3 separate regions of the Homo sapiens genome follow, and regions 1 and 2 are each linked to region 3. The links are chromatin contacts, found by Hi-C or POLR2A ChIA-PET in ENCODE. All regions are on one chromosome and are shown on one strand. The core of a region is the stretch at or near the end of the contact, and the rest is flanking DNA. Distances in the headings are between cores, read along the strand shown. Region 1 overlaps TECR (trans-2,3-enoyl-CoA reductase). Region 2 has its middle 3.9 kb from the start of MIR23AHG. Region 3 holds the start of ASF1B (anti-silencing function 1B histone chaperone).

Region 1 (3,236 bases), core at 715-3,214, 410 kb before region 3:
ACCACCTTCCCCAGTGGCCTCAGTGTATGACCTCGTTTCTCAGTGGCACCCGGGGGCGGCTGCACCAGCCTCCCCGAGGCGCCACAGTGGAAGCAGAATGTCACCCAGGGTGGGGAGGAAGGGCTGAGAGTGGCTGACCTCCCACTCCCAGGTCCCTGGACCGCTCTGCTCCTGTCTTCTACCTGTGCTGGCAAGACGAGAGGTGCCAGGGTCTCAATGCCAATGTCTCTGGGCTCTCGGATCCGAGGCCAGGGCCAGGTGCAGAGGCAGCGGTAGCCCGGGACCCGGAGAAGCTGGAGCTGCTGTTCCCATCCAGCAGAGCCCCGAGCGAGCAGGTAGCAATCCAGCCTTGGAAGATGGTCATCGGACGCACGAGCTCCTGGCTTGGGCGAGCAGCCACAGCCATTCATAGAGGATGAATATGGCACAAGACAAACACAGTGGGAAGTTGGAGAACCTGGGTCTCAGCCCTGGGCCTGCCCCCCATTCTCAGTGGTACCCACAGCCTACACCCATCCCTGCGGTTGTGCCCTCAGGGCCTCCGAGGAGCACTGGCCCACCCAGAGCGACGCTGATCTCGCCCGTTTCATTCAGACGTGACATCTATCAGATGCTCACCCTGTACCTAGGACTATGCTGAGACTGCCACCCAGGCCTCACCCAGGCCCTATAAGAAAAAGACTGGGCCGGGCGCAGTGGCTCACACCTGTAATCCCAGCACTTTGGGAGGCCGAGGCGGGTGGATCACGAGGTCAGGAGATCAAGACCATCCTGGCTAACACAGTGAAACCCCGTCTCTACTAAAAGTACAAAAAAAGTTAGCCGGGCATGGTGGCGGGTGCCTGTAGTCCCAGCTACTCGGGAGGCTGAGGCAGGAGAATGGCGTGAACCCGGGAGGCGGAGCTTGCAGTGAGCCAGAGATTGCGCCACTGCACTCCAGCCTGGGCGACAGAACGAGACTCCTCTCAAAAAAAAAGAAAAGAAAAGAAAAGAAAAAGACTGTGATGCCTGTTACGTGGCTTGGAAAACTGGGGCTTGGGAACGAGGAAGCCCTCGCCCAAGGTAAGTAGCCTGGAAGTGCCCATGTGAGTGTCCACCCAGCTTGCTCAGGCCCAAAGCTCCTACAATAAAATAATGCCTCCATCCTAGAGAGCAGGGCTATGTGCAACAGAGAAAGGAAAAGGCAGGCCGGGCACGGTGGCTCACGCCTATAATCCCAGCAGTTTGGGAGGCCAGACTGGGAGGATTGCTTGAGCCCGGGAGGTCAAGGCTGCAGTGACCTATCATTGCACCACTGCACTCCAGCCTGGGGGACAGAAGACACGCTATCTCAAAAAAAAAAAAAAAGAAAAAAGAAAGAAAGAAAGAAAGAAAAGAAAAAGGCCAGGCGCGGTGGCTCATGCCTGTAATCTCAGCACTTTGGGAGGCCAAGGTAGATGGACTGCTTGAGCCCAGGAGGTCAAGGCTGAGTTATGACTGCACCACTGACTGCACTCCAGCCTGGGCGACAGAGCGAGACTCCATCTCAAAAAAAAAAAAAGAGAGAAAGAGAGAGAGAGAGAGAGAGAGAGAGGGAGGGAGGGAGAGAGAGAGGGAGGGAGGGAGGGGGAGAGAGAGAGAGAGAAAGGAAAGAAAAAGAGGAAGAAAGGAAGAAATAAAGAAATAAGGGTAAAACCAAACAAAAGAAAAACAAAAACAAAAAAACAAAAAACCCACCACCCTGGATGCGATCCTCCAGCAGACACCAAGAACTGAGCCTCTCTGCCTGGCCTGAGGACCCAGCCCGCTGGCCTCTGCCCCACAGCCTCACACAGCCAGGCTGTACCAGAGCAAAAGGTCTATCAGCAACTCATACCACAGCGGGGCCCAGGCAGGGTTTACAGCTGTGGCAATGCCTCCTGCATGTTTTCCTGTCACTAGCTAAGACAGCCAATGGGCCTAGAAAAGCAGGGGCGCGTCCTCAATGCTGACTGAGAGGCACTGCCACAGGGGGCGGTGTCAGACCTGCCTTGCCTGTCTGCTTCTCCAACTAGTAAATGGGTGTGCCTGCAAGACCATCTAACACAGGGACTGCTTAGGAATTAGGGAATTCCTGCAGCCTGTGCAACATGTCAAAACTCCTTCTCTACACAAAATATAATAATTGGCCAGGTGCAGTGGCTCACGCCTGTAATCCCAGTACTCTGGGAGGCCGAGGTGGGTGGATCACCTGAGGTCAGGAGTTCGAGAGTAGCCTGGCCAACATGATGAAACCCTATCTCTACTAAAAATACAAAAAAATTAGCTGGGTGTGGTGGTGGGTGCCTGTAATCCCAGCTACTCAGGAGCCTGAGGCAGGAGAATCGTTATGAACCTGGGAGGTGGAGGTTGCAGTGAGCCGAGATCGCACCACTGCACTCCAGCCTGGGTGACAAAGCAAGACTCCATATCAAAAAAAGAAAAAAAAATAGTGTCTTTGCAGATATAATTAAGGATCTTAAGATGACATTATCCTGAATTTAAGGTGGACTTAATAAGAGAAAGGAGTGTCCTCATAAGTAAAAGGAGCGGCCGGGTGTGGTAGTTCATGCCTGTAATCCCAGTACTCTGGGAGGCCAAGGTGGGCAGATCATCTGAGGTCAGGAGTTCGACACCAGCCTGGCTAACATGGTGAAACCCTGTCTCTACAAAAATTAGCTGGGCATAGTGGTACGGGCCTGTAGTCCCAGCTACGGGGGAGGCTGAGACAGGAGAATCGCATGAACCCAGGAGGTGAAGGTTGCAGTGAGCTGAGATCACGCCACTATACTGCTGCATGTGCAACAGAGCAAGACTCCATCTAAAAAACAAACAAACCAAAAAACTGACACTCCTGGCCGCTGGGGCCAGCCCTCAAGGAGCTCCAGTGTAAAGGCCAAACACTCAACTCCCCAGGTCCCAGACCCCCAGGGGATGGTCCAGAACTGCATCCCTGCACCCACAGCTGGGTGGCAGTTGGGGACGACACCTGGGTCTCTCTCCAACTCAGGGCAGGAAGGCGCTGTCGGACCAGGAAGCTGGAAGGGGGCCAGAGGCTGAGCCCTGCAGATACAAACTGACTGGAGGAGCAGGAGGAGCTCATCCGGGCCAACCCCCGACTGCCCGAGTCCAGCAGACAGGTTAGTCCACCCCCATGAGCTCAGCTTGCCAAAGAGCCTAGACTGGGATCTACGTGGCAGGCTTTATACACGCGGCGGCAGCTAACACCACCCGCCCAC
Region 2 (3,481 bases), core at 833-3,332, 290 kb after region 3:
CTTGGTGGAGGGGGGTGGGTCTCAGGGGCCCCTGGGGAGGGGGAAACGATCATAGCTAACACTCAGGGAATAAATGCACTTTATTTTTCTTTTTTATGTGTTTTCATTTTACTTATTCACTTTTTCGTAGAGATGGGGGTCTCACTATGTTGCCTAGGCTGGTCTCAAACTCCTAAGTTCAAGCGATCCTCCTGCCACAGCCTCCCAAAGTTTTGGGATTATAGAGTGAGTTGACACTCCTAACCCAACAAATGCACTTTGAAGTGAGTACTGCTATCATGCCCATTTTACAGCTAGGTAAACTGAGGCCTGGAGCAGTTTTGCTCTTGTCGTGTGTGTGCGGGGGGGGGGCTTTTTTTTTTTTTTGGTAACTTGTTTATACTGTTAGGTTAGGAAGTGGGTGACCCTCGATTGGAACCCAGGCATGTTGGCTGCAGTCCCTCAACTCTCAGAACTTGAACCCCCTCCCCCACGGGATTGGTGGGGGTGGTTGGACACTATGGTTCCCTGGGTTCCTGGTGACCCAGCTAAGGGCCTTTCTCATGGGATGCGCTTCCCCAGTCCCCCAGCGCAGCCTAGGCTCTGTGGCACCCCTACTTGCCCCCCTCCTGCCAGGACAGCGAGGCACTGGGAGGGACGGGAGGCGGCCTCAGGGGGCCTCCTCTCCCGGCTGAGGCTCGGCCTCGCCCTCCTCCAGGCTGGGAGGATCCGCCGTCTGCGCCGCCGGCAGGGGGAGGGGGCGGGTTATTTTTACCTCCCTCCAGGCAGCCGGGGCGACAGGAAGTGAGCGCGCGGCCCGCCAGATGTGGGGAGCCAGGGAGCTGGGAACAGCCACAGCTGGACTGGCGGCCGGCCGGGAGCGGGGTTAGGGGGGAGGGTGTGTGGAGGGTGGATCCCCAGGCCTCCGGTCCCCTCTTTGTTCCCCGCCGCCCCAGCCTCCCCTCCAAAGACCCCTCGTCCCCATCCCCCGCTCATGTGGGTCGTGGCCTCGCTGTCCCTCATCTGGGCGCCAATCCCCTCGCTGGCTCGAGGGCTCTCAGATCCTGGGCAGGGAGGGGGACCCTGCCCCTCGCCCCAGGGACCCCCAGGTCCCAGCAGAGTCGGGGGTAAGAGGGGGAGACGGCCTCTCGCCGGCCCCGCCTGCCACCGCCATTGTTTACCCGTCGGCTGCCTCCTAGGAAACTTAACCCGCCCGCGGTAATTTTATTTGGGAACTTCGGCCAGTTGCCATAGCAACCCCCAGTGACGTCAGAGGGGCTGGGGCCCGAAATCCCCGGGAAAGTGGGGGGGATGGGATGGGGGGGAGACCCCCAGAAGGGCTCTCCTTAACCCTCTGCGTACCAGATCCCAGCCAGGCAGGGACAGCCAGATGTGACACTTCTTGGGTGCGCCCCCCCAGTTCTGGCCTGGGGCCAGGTCAGGGTGGCAGGCCAGGCCTTGATGTCATCGGGAGCTGGGTGGGTGGTGAGTCATTCCTGAGGTGGGGGCTGGGCCAGGCCTGGGGTCTATTCCTGTCTGACCTGCCCCACCAGTGCCCTTGAGCAATACTGGGACCCTTCCCCGGGGATTTCAGGCACCTGGCTGGGAGTCCCCACAGATCCCTGGGACCTCTCTGCCCTTCTGAACCATTATGTAGGTAGACAAAGTCTTTCCTGGTGCTCCAGACACCAGGCAATTGAGTTTGTCACGGTGAGCTGGGGCCACCGTGTAATGTCCTTCTCCGGATGTGGGGAGTGGCTGGTGCCCTGGTGAGGGGGCAGGGATGTGGTGGGATCCCGGCTCAGTCCATAACACAGCTGGTCGCCAGGGCAACAGGAGGCAGGGGCCCTGACTGGCATGGGGGTCACTGCCGCCAGCCGGGGGCTGGGCTGGGAGGAGCCACTCTAACCGCAGTGACGTGGGACTTCCTCGGCAGGGCCTGTTTGATGTCTCTGTGTGTGGCGTTGCCATGGGGCCCAGCAGGCAGCCCTGCATGTGAGCTGGGGTGACCTGTGGGCCGGCTGGGCCTGTCAGGGTCCCTTGATCCAGGTGTACCTGGTGTATCACTTACCCTCTTTCTACCTGCGATCAGCACATCACACGTCTCACCTCAAAGCCTGGTAACAACTGCAAATTGCGCATTTTCAGCCCCATTTTTCAGCCGACAAAACTGAGGCTTAGGAAGTGTAATCGCCTGGCCCCAAAGCCATCCCAAAGACATCCAGCTAGAAAGCTGGGGTGTAGGGCCTGGCGCTGTGGCTCACACCTGTCATCCCAGCACTTTGGGAGGCTGAGGCGGGCGGATCACTTGAAGTCAGGAGTTCAAGATCAGCCTGGCCAATATGGTGAAACCCTGTCTCTACTAAAAATAGAAAAATTAGCCGAGCATGGTGGTGCACGCCTGTAATCCCAGCTACTTGGGAGGCTGAGGCAGGAGAATCGCTTGAACTGGGGAGGCAGAGGTTTCAGTGAGCCAAGATTGTGACAATGCACTCCAGCCTGGGCGACAGAGTGAGACTCCTTCTCAAACAAAACAAAACAAAACAAATCTTTGTTCTTCTTCCATTCCACTCCTCTCTCTGCCTCCATGAAACCGGTCTGCTTTGCTGGTTTTCCAATGTTCCAGGCACCGTCCTACCGCAAAGCCTGTGCACTGGCCGTTCTCTACCTGGAACTCTCTTCCTCTCGATGTCTTCCTGGCTTTTCCCTCAGTGCCTAAAAGTCTTTGTTCAAAGTCACCTCCTCCTCAGGGAGGACTTTCCTGACCTAACCTCCACTCATTTCATCTCTCATCTCTCTTGCCTTTTTCTAGATTACCCATAGACTTTCCACCCAACACATTTTATATATATATATATATATATATATAATATAATTTAAAACAATATATATATAATTTTTAAACATATAGACACATAATTTTAAAATATATATAGATATATAATTTTTAAATATATAGATATGTAATTTTTAAAAATATATATAGATATATAATTTTTTTTTGAGACAGGGTTTCCCTGTGTCGCTCAGGCTGGAGTCCAGTGGAGCAATCTTGGCTCACTACAACCTCCGCCTCCTGGTTCAAATGATTCTCCTGCCTCAGCCTCCCGAGTAGCTGGGTACAGGCGTGCGCCACCATGCCCGGCTAATTGTTGTATTTTTAGTAGAGACGGGGTTTCACCATGTTGGCCAGGCTTGTCTCGAACTCCCGACCTCAAGTGATCAGGCTGCCTCAGCCTCCCAAAGTGCTGGGAAGACAGGCATGAGCCACCGCTCCTGGCCACATTATATATCTTTATACCTATCTATCTGCTTATCATGTTTGTTTCTCCCATAGATGCTGGTCCCAAAAGTACAGGGATTTTTTTTTCTGTTTTGTTCTCTTCTGTGTCCCCAAATGCCCGGAACAGAGCCTGACATACATACAGCAGGCACTCAATGTTTGTAGAATGAACAAAAGGGTGTGTGGTGTGTGTGTGTGTGTGTGTGTGTGTGTGTGTGT
Region 3 (3,268 bases), core at 727-3,226:
GAGACAAAGCATAGAGTTTCAAAGACAATGCTCTCATCCGGAGAAGTGACCTGGTCAAATGTGTTTCTGACCTTCGCTGTCCAGTAATACAGGAGCCACTTGTCACACGGGCTCAGGAGCACTCAACTGCGGCTATCAAGACAGCTAAACTGAACTTTCTTTTTTAAAATTTAATTTTAATTTTTAGAGACAGGGTCTCACTCTGACACTCAGGCTGGAGTGCAGTGGCTGGAGCATTCTGGGCTCAAGAGATCCTCCTGCCTCAGCTTCAGGAGTAGCAGACACTACAGGTATGCACTACCACACCTGGCTTATTCTTTTATTTTTTGTAGATATGAGGTCTTGTTATGTTGCCCAGGCTGATCTTGAACTCCTGGCCTCAAGAAATCCTCCATGACCAGCCTCTAAAATTACAAATAATAATAAAAAAAGATATGGCCGGGCACAGTGGCTCACGCCTGTAATCCCAGCACTCTGGAAGGCCGAGGCGGGCGGATCACTTGAGGTCAGGAGTTCGAGACCAGCCTGGCCAACATGGTGAAACCCCGTCTCTACTGAAAATACAGAAAAAAAATTAGCTGGTTGTGGTGGTGGGCACCTGTAATCCCAGCTACTCAGGAGGCTGAGGCAGGAGAATCGCTTGAACCCGGGAGGTAGAGGTTGCAGTGAGCCGAGATCGCGCCATTGCACTCCAGCCTGAGTGACAGCGCGAGATTCCATCTCAAAAAAAAAAAAGTGGCTTCCAAAAAATGTTAATTTTACACCTAATTTTGGTGCGCGGCTGGCATTATTTTTCCACTGGGCAGCACTGATCGCCCGTGGGGGCAGAGACTCTGAGACCTGGAGTCTCCCAGGCCGGGGGCGACGGCCCAGACGGGAGGCGGTGGAGAGAAGTTTCCGGATGTATTATGTGGTCATGAATCATGTCAGGGAATTGCCACGGCCCCCGTTGAATGGGGAGGCGCTGCCTCGGGCGCTGAGTAGCAGAGCCCGGACTCTGAACACTGGTCTGCCCCCGAACTGGAACTCCCATTTTCAGTACCGTCCGCTTGAAACCTCCCAAGAGCCCTCAAGGGGGCGAGAGAGGGATCCAAACCCCTCGGGGGCGAGAGCGGGATCCGAACCCCTCGGGGGCGAGAGCGGGATCCGAACCCCTCGGGGGCGAGAGCGGGATCCGAACCCCTCGGGGGCGAAAGCGGGATCCGAACCCGGCCGGATTCCCGAGGTCTGAGCGCGCCTCGTGACCGCCACTCCGAACGTTCGCAACGTTCACAACGGACTCCCGCGCCGCTGGACCTCAAGGGTCAGGAGCCACTCAGAAAAGCTCCAGGAAACGCTCACCTGTTGACAGACGCTGAGGCCGCAAACGCTCCTCCTCTCTCTTCACACTCGCCAACACCGCGGTGGCGCTCGACTTCCGCTTCTCTCCAGCGAATCCCCAGCTGAGCCTCCTTCTGCTCCCGCCACCATTACCAATCCAGCCAATAAACTCTCAGAAAACCCTCTTTATCTCCGCCCCACTCCCTCCTGCCAATCACTTCGGGTGCGAGCACCGCCCTTCCCGCCTTCTTTAGCGAGCGCCGCGCGCCACCGCTCGGCGGGTGGCGGCGCTGCGCGCTGCGGGATGCATCTCCCGGAAAAGCGAGGCGAGGGGCGGGCCACGCCGGTGCGGGAACCCTCAGGATTGGCCAGAAGGAGGCCGGCGCTGTGACTCCGTCCATTCCCGCCGTTGACATCCAAGTCGGAGACGCTGGGGATTGGTTTCCAGCGGACACGCTAAGAAGCTTGGAGATAGTTTCGCCCTCCTCACACGCTGCGGAGAGGGAGCTCCGCTGATTGGTCCGAGGAGTCTGGGCGCGCGCCGATCGGCGCTCCAGGACTGGCTGAGGGGGTGCGCGCGCCGCCAGGGAGCGTTGGCGGTGATTGGCCAGAGGGCGGAGGCCGGCTATTTGAAGGCGGCGCGCGGACTAGGTGCGCACTTCAGTTCTCGGAGAGAAGAGGCGGGAGTGGACCTGGTCAGCCCTACCCCACTGACCCCACCGGACCCAGGCGCGGCCTCCGCCACAGCCACAGCCCCTGCCCCTGCTGCGGCGCGGCGAGGCGAGGCGATGGCCAAGGTGTCGGTGCTGAACGTGGCGGTCCTGGAGAACCCGAGCCCTTTCCACAGCCCCTTCCGGTTCGAGATCAGCTTCGAGTGCAGTGAAGCCCTGGCGGACGGTGAGGCTGGGCCTGTGCGGGGACCCCCACCCCCGGGCCGACCCCGGCCTCCCCTCAGAGAACCGCTCCCATGGCCAACTTGATCTCCCCCATGAAACCCCTCGTCCCCCTTCCGCCAACCCCGATCTCCCCCAGCCCGCCAGTCAACCGGATCTCCCGGTGGAGACCCCCCGCCACCAGCCAACACGGACCTCCCCGTGACCTCCTCCCCCACTGCCCGCCTTGACCTCCCGGGTGGAGACCCCCCGCCAGCTAACTCGGACCTCCCAGTGGCCTCTTCCCCCACTGCCCGCCCCGACCTCCCCATAGAGATTAACCCCCTCCAAGCCCCATTTCCCGCGTGGGGAACCTCATCCATCTTTTTTCTCTGGAGCTCTTCCTAGGTACCCGTTTTCATGGGGAGACCTTCTCGGCCTCCATTTCTTAACCCACGGAGATCTTCAGCCACCGTGGTTTCCCTGTGGCAAGACCCCCGCTTCAACCACCCACCCATTTTTGCCCACTTATTCCCTCTTTCCTGTAGTGAGATACTCACACCTCCCATTTTCCCTCTGGAGACCCCCAATATCCAGCCCCTTCCCATTTTCCCCGGGGGAAATCCCAGCCATCTCCTATTTTCCCTATGGAGACCTCTCACCCAAGCTCCTCTCTCCTTGCCGTGAAGACCCTCCCCTCCAGTAACCTTTTTTTCCTGTGAAAACCCCTCAACCCCTTTTCAGGACCTCTCTCAACCCCATCTTCCCATTTGTGTCCCACCAGTCCCCTCCCCAACCTGCCAATATTTCAATAACCCCACGCCCACCAGTTGCTGCCGCTTTTCTGCCCCAATGCACATACCCTGGAACCTGGTTTCTCTCCTTCGTTGGGGCCCAACCCCCCTATGCTTGAGCTCTCCCTGGGAAAGGATGCTACCGTCTTTGAGGGGAACTTTGTCTCCCCAGCTCCCCTTCCCCACCTTTCTCTGTGGGCTTGGATAAACACACTGAGATCCGAGGGGTGGCATAGCCAGGCAGGCATTAGCTAGTTCTCCAGGTTTGCCCACCCGTTTCCA

Evidence for each region. Hi-C counts contacts between places; a loop is a spot of excess contacts on that map. ChIA-PET counts read pairs that join two places held with the same protein, here RNA polymerase II (POLR2A). Pooled maps may share reads with other maps.
Region 1: a map of naive thymus-derived CD4-positive, alpha-beta T cell shows a loop between it and region 3 (2.9-fold over the local background). The contact joins the enhancer-like site here to the promoter of ASF1B in region 3. A Hi-C loop is called at or near these places in 2 of 168 maps with a recorded cell type or tissue (mammary epithelial cell and naive thymus-derived CD4-positive, alpha-beta T cell) and 9 of 50 pooled maps. POLR2A ChIA-PET finds 5 or more read pairs at or near these places in 4 of 52 experiments (CD4-positive, alpha-beta T cell, MCF 10A, activated CD4-positive, alpha-beta T cell and 1 more).
Region 2: a pooled map shows a loop between it and region 3 (12-fold over the local background). The contact joins the enhancer-like site here to the promoter of ASF1B in region 3. A Hi-C loop is called at or near these places in 3 of 37 single-sample maps with no recorded cell type and 9 of 50 pooled maps. POLR2A ChIA-PET finds 5 or more read pairs at or near these places in 12 of 52 experiments (B cell, BJ, CD4-positive, alpha-beta T cell and 9 more).

What each region holds. Positions count from the first base shown.
Region 1 is chr19:14,550,284-14,553,519 of GRCh38, reverse strand. The region is part of intron 1 of TECR (trans-2,3-enoyl-CoA reductase); the gene reads right to left. It also overlaps a transcript of DNAJB1 not described here. Among named protein-coding and RNA genes, the nearest start is that of NDUFB7, 20 kb to the left of the region's middle. RefSeq lists an enhancer at 1,340-1,839. Within about 2 kb of position 1,964, at least 23 of the 41 ENCODE cell types and tissues checked have a DNase peak (open chromatin) inside an H3K27ac peak, as active enhancers do; they include mammary epithelial cell, where a contact is called at or near this core.
Region 2 is chr19:13,845,103-13,848,583 of GRCh38, reverse strand. No RefSeq gene overlaps it. Among named protein-coding and RNA genes, the nearest start is that of MIR23AHG, 3.9 kb to the right of the region's middle. RefSeq lists silencers at 538-743, 564-833 and an enhancer at 1,414-1,593. Within about 2 kb of position 2,082, at least 41 of the 41 ENCODE cell types and tissues checked have a DNase peak (open chromatin) inside an H3K27ac peak, as active enhancers do; they include B cell, CD4-positive, alpha-beta T cell and GM12878, where a contact is called at or near this core.
Region 3 is chr19:14,135,297-14,138,564 of GRCh38, reverse strand. It overlaps ASF1B (anti-silencing function 1B histone chaperone), which reads left to right and starts at 1,976. Exons shown (of 4, transcript NM_018154.3): 1 at 1,976-2,217. The coding sequence starts at 2,109. It overlaps ADGRL1-AS1 (ADGRL1 antisense RNA 1), which reads right to left and starts at 1,413. Exons shown (of 3, transcript NR_045214.1): 1 at 1,342-1,413. RefSeq lists enhancers at 1,331-1,490, 987-1,613, 1,691-1,830 and a silencer at 2,161-2,210.